Regions from separate parts of the Mus musculus genome. Here region 2 is linked to region 1. The links are chromatin contacts, found by Hi-C in ENCODE. All regions are on one chromosome and are shown on one strand. The core of a region is the stretch at or near the end of the contact, and the rest is flanking DNA. Distances in the headings are between cores, read along the strand shown.

Region 1 (2,700 bases), core at 6-2,505:
AATGCTGGTGTTCTAGATACTAGAATGAAAAACGAGGACCTCAGCAGGCAACTCTACCATGACCTGTGTCCTCCTAAATCCAGTAGTCCTGCAAGCCACAAAGAGGATGGCTAGCCTTCACACGGAGGATAACGTCCCTGCTAACATTGTCTCCCCATACTTACTTCTTAAGGTCAAACACAGTGACTCTATTTCCCACGGGGCTGATAACAGAATTTCCATCATGTGTGAAATTTAAGTTTCCACACCGATAAACCGTACCCAACAAATTCGAGAACTGCAAAGGAAATGAATCAGTTTTAACACAGAGAACACAGCGTCAGCTCTCTGAAATGGTGATGAGAGGCATCTGGGCATAGGTAGTAAAGTACCTGACCATAGGTGTGTCCTGCCCCTGGGCAGAGGAGGAACCCAACTTAATTCTCAGGAGCCCAGGGTTCCCTTGAATGGTACTATACTCCCAAGACAGGAAGCATTTGCCAGGCACAGAAGGGCACAGGATCTCCATTCTAAGAGAAGCTGCTTCAGTGAACAGGGCTGCAGGAGATGCTCACCACGCCCACCGTGCTAAGTATCAGTGCCCCGGTGTATCCATTCAGTTATCAAAGGCAAGCATCTCCATCCAGCAGACACAGCTGGGTGTAGAGACCCGAGCCTTGTGTTCTATGTCCACATAGAAACGGCACATAGGCAATTGGACAGATGTCCAAACACTGCAAAGCCCAGCAGAGCAGTAGGGTAGTTGCTTACTGGGATTGCCTGGGCTAACTAAGGCAGGAGTCGATCTGGGGTGTAGGTGGGCAGCTATGCAACGAGATAACACCAGGCAGAGCTAGGCTCCTAAGAGGTATGATCAGCAGAGGAGCGCTGTCGAGACTGCTCCAAGAACTGGCGGCCCTGTAGAGAGCTGGGTGTTGCTTGAAGTTTGTTGTTAAGAGCCTTTCAGCAGCTATTGCTGTGTTGTCTGGCAAGAGGAGTTTGGACAGGGCTGGGTACAGCCCGAGACCTGTTGGGTAGGAGCCCGGAGCTCCTGGTATAAACCAGGAGCAATAGATTGCGATGGGTCGACCCACTAGTGCTTCCCACAGGCAGCCGAGATGACAACGACCTCGGTCTCTCCCGCGTCCTCGGAACCTTCCATCGCCCTCCCGTTGCCCCTGCCCGGCCCGCCGCTCACCCGGTAAGCGAATTTCATCCTGGAACCACACGTGGGGTACCGTACTGCAACCACTTCCGGAATACAAACAATCTCCGGCGCTTAAAACGCGCACTTCCGGGGCGGAGCCGCAACCCTAGTGTCCTGGGAAGCCCCGCCCGTCCCTCCCTCACCCCCACTCCCGCCACCACCCTGCCTCTACGCAGGCGCTGCGTAGCGGTGAACTAGCTGAGACCGCTAGGACGGTGGAGAATGGAGCTAAGTTCTAGGTCTCCATGCAGAGCCCAGTCCGGAGCTGAGAAAGCGAGCAAATCGTCACACACTCGCCTGTAACCGTGCAAAACAAAAACAAAAACCCAAGTTCAAACGGAGTTTCTTCTTAAAACGTGTATTTTTAGAATTTTAATGCTTACACTTTAAACGATCTTAGTACAGCGGCCTTACTCTGACATTATGTTACAGAACACTGTGAAAATGGAACCAACGCCTGCAGTGTCAAGGTGCGGCCGTCACCTTTCCTAGACCCCATCCCAGAGAACAAGAGCTGCCAACTCTCTTACAGAGAAAGGTGTCTTCATGAGAAATAACAGAACTACCAACATTTTAGATCTCCCCTTTGTTTTATTCTTAATATATATAATTAGAAAACCGTAGAGAACTCAGAAATATGAAACTCAGGGGGTGGGCGGTGAACTCAAGAGCCAGACTCCACTCTAAAGGACTACACACGGATGCGGGAGGCTAGCAGTGCCGGGTGGAAGCTTTTCTGCCAGGATCAAGTCTCAAAGACCTCCCCACACATGGACTTGACATCTGCAGGCCAACTGTCAAAGGTTTACCGAAAACAGAGTTCAGAGGGCTGTAGACATTCAGTAAGTACCAAGTTCTAATTTGCATACCCAGCTCCCCAAGTTTATTAGTTTTAAACTGCACATAAAATAGGTTTTCAGAGGGTTTTAAATAAATGTTTGTTTTTTTTTTGTTTTTTTTTTTTTTAAGGTTTATGTGAGTACACTGCCACTGTCTTCAGACACACTAGAAGAGGGCATCAGATCCCATTACATATGGTTATGAGCCACCATGTGGTTGCTGGGATTTGAACTCAGGACCTCTGGTAGAGCAGCCAATGCTCTTAACCACTGAGCCATCTCTCCAGCCCCAGTGTTTATTTTCTTTAAGCATTCCTCCAATTCCTGCAAATGAAAACCACTTGGTGGTGGTGTGTTGTGGGCGTCGTACTATCCTTTATTTACTGGCTGAGTTAAAAGCAAATACCCTGGGGCTGGAGAGATGGCTTAGCAGTTAAGAGCACTGAGTACTCTTCTGAAGGTCCTGAGTTCAAATCCCAGCAACCACATGGTGGCTCACAACCATCCGTAATGGGATCTGATGCCCTCTTCTGGAGTGTCTGAAGACAGCGACAGTGTACTTACATATAATAAATAAACAAATCTTAAAAAAAAAAAAAAGCAAATACACTGAATACTGAAAGTGTTGGCTTGGTTCTCCTGGTTCTCTCTGTGCCCCTGACTCTGGGCCCAAAC
Region 2 (2,700 bases), core at 3-2,502, 38 kb after region 1:
AGAGCCCAACAGTCCTCAAGGTTTCTGTGTGTGAACTGTACATGGATGTGTTGCCCTATTATGTGTTCACTAGCAATAATGGGACAGGGGCATACACGGAAAATTCCCAATGTACTAAGTGACAACAGCAGCTATCAATGTGCATAGAAAATGACAGTGTTCTGAAGAGTCGCAGAGGAACCGCTCTGCTCTGGGCGCTTTCCCACTCACTTCATACATGCTCTACTTCCCAGCCCAGCCCTGACCCCAAACACCTCCCTCAGGTCCCCAAAGCAGGTTAGTGGCACTCTTATAGGTTCTTGCAGCATGGGGACCCTCCGCTGGTGGCAATGACCATGGGAATGAGAGCATGTCTCACCAGGGCATCTCCGAGACGAGTCAGCACACAGCCACCTGGTCAACTGTGTCTGCAGTGCTAAGGAGAGGAAGTCCCAGCAGGCGCAGAGGAGCAGTAAGACACTACAAGGAAGGGATGAAGCTGCTGCTTTGCAACTTCCTTCCAGGAACTTTTAAAAAGTGGACTATAAACAGAAATGCGTGTCTCACGGTTAAGAAACTACTTGGGGAATTCTACCCTATTCAAGGACTGATCTTCCCCAGGGCCACTGGCCCAGAAGCCTCTCCCCCTAGGCTGTCCACCTGGAGATGAACTGCTAGGCCAGGAATTACAGAGGAGGGGTTTAGGGAAGGGATCCTGCACCCCTCTGTAGTTTTCTAGACTGCCTGAGTCAACGGCTATCACTAACATCAAAGTGGATAAAATGCAAGACATACTTACCTGTCACTCTGTTTATTACAAAAGTCATTTCTTATTTTGTCCACAATAGAAGTTCGGGGAAGGATGTTGGTTTTGTTTTTTTTCTTGGCATCATTTTCAACTACCACTATTAGCCAGTCCACAGAGCTATGAGCTTTCAGAACATTCTGCCACTTGGTGAGGTCGTCTTTTACCGTAGCTTTGTACACTTCAGTATCCTAAAAATAAATAAGTCACTGTGAAGGCGAGCTTCCCAATGCCCCTTTGTCTCTAGGAACAGGGAGGGTGTCAGTAACAAAGAGCCACTAGTCACAGCATTTTAACACACTGTGGTAGCCAGAGGGTAAACCGAGTGGGTGTCTCAGCACTGGCATATTCTGGCACCCAAAGACATAAGATACAGCACCAAGGGCTGAAGAGCTGAGGAGGTCACCCAGGGTGCTATTGCCCAAGAGCCGAGGAAGAGCTTTAGTCAGGGCTCTGTGCCCAAGCCCCGTAAGGCTGTCATTGTCATTAGTCAGCCAGGACCCTAGCTTCTTGCCAGCTGTCCACACACACAGTAACCCTCAGCTCTCAGGAAGCCCTGGAATCCTGATCCAACTTCAATGCCCCTTGAATTCTCCACATAAGAGCCAGAGAGAAGATCACCCAGCTCCCTCACGCTGTCCCAGCTCACAGGAGCTGACAGGAAGCTGCTCAACTCAAAACAGCTCCACTTCTCTCTCCCAGGACTAACCCAAGTGGTGAGAGAAAGCAGTACTCCCTAATACAGTACATGCTGCAACCCTAATACTATAGAGGCCACGGCAGAATTGCAAGGCTGAAGTTAACACAGCATCAACTGCACAGGGAAAGCTTGTCTCAAAACACAAAACAAAGCGGGGCAGTGGTAGTGCATAGCTCTGATCCCAGCACTTGGCACACAGAGGCAGGTGGATCTTAGAGTTTGAGGCCAACCTGGTCTACAGAGTGAGTTTCAGGACAGTCAGAGATACACAGAGAAACCCTGTCTCAAAACAAACAAACAAACAAACAAAAAACCCAAACACTGAAAAATCAAAAAGGATGATCCTTATTAGGATAATTTCAATGAAACCATTTACAATGACCCCAAGAACTAAACTAAGTGGACCTGGGGAAGTTGGATGGTGCATGGCCTCTGTGAAGTTATGACTAAGGCCATAACAGGGTACAAAGGAATACAAACTCACTGCATGCTCCTAGGTTCAAGAGAACTTACCACTATTAAATTCTTCTTGAATCAATAGTAAATTAAACAAGGTAACTTCAATCAAAACTCCCATGCCTCCCACCCCACCCTTCTCTCTTCCTTCTTCCTGTCTCTCCAACTAGCCACCACGGTGTAAAACCTTACACTACACTGTGTAGTGATTTAGTTCTACTGTGCTCATAGATCTGCAGCAGAAGGTGAGGTGTGGAGCTGTGTTTTAAGGCTGGGAGACGGAACACAGTGGGTGAGTCTCTAATGGCTTGGGCCTCCTCATGGCTTTCTGAGAGCACAAGGCTTCATATGACAGTGACTGGGGTCTGGCCAGCAGAAGGCATTGACTGCCTTAAAAATCACAGCCACACAAGCTGAACCAGAAGATATAAAGACCCAGCCTCTCGACGAGGAAAGTCCCTGGCATGCAAAAAAGTACATGTTGGGCAGGGCATCCTGGAAAACACGACTTATACTCGTGACAGCCAGAGGAGAACATGCGTGTCAGCACAAGTTCATTTTAAGTATTTTGAGGCTCACCATGTGCTCTCTCCTCCAACCTTAACACTACACACTATGCAGGAAAACACTGCCTCTGACCCACCACAATCAACAGATCTCAAGTATTCACACCGGTGTACACACAGAACAGGGTTTGAATAGAGTTGAAGTTTCTAATAAAGGGGGAGACTATTAGGAAAATCGTGCCATGCCGATTTGT

What was found. A loop is a pair of places that touch in the nucleus more often than their neighbours do.
Region 2: a map of left cerebral cortex shows a loop between it and region 1 (2.5-fold over the local background). The contact joins the enhancer-like site here to the promoter of Pwp2 in region 1. A Hi-C loop is called at or near these places in 3 of 37 maps with a recorded cell type or tissue (CH12.LX, T-helper 2 cell and left cerebral cortex).

Annotation. Positions count from the first base shown.
Region 1 is chr10:78,183,894-78,186,593 of GRCm38, forward strand. Pwp2 (PWP2 periodic tryptophan protein homolog (yeast)) reads right to left here and starts at 1,256. Exons shown (of 21, transcript NM_029546.2): 1 at 1,178-1,256; 2 at 165-277. The coding sequence starts at 1,195. Trappc10 (trafficking protein particle complex 10) reads right to left here. Exons shown (of 23, transcript NM_001081055.2): 23 at 1,529-2,700.
Region 2 is chr10:78,221,886-78,224,585 of GRCm38, forward strand. It overlaps Trappc10 (trafficking protein particle complex 10), which reads right to left. Exons shown (of 23, transcript NM_001081055.2): 4 at 779-975. Among named protein-coding and RNA genes, the nearest start is that of Trappc10, 21 kb to the right of the region's middle. Within about 2 kb of position 1,253, at least 1 of the 3 ENCODE cell types and tissues checked has a DNase peak (open chromatin) inside an H3K27ac peak, as active enhancers do.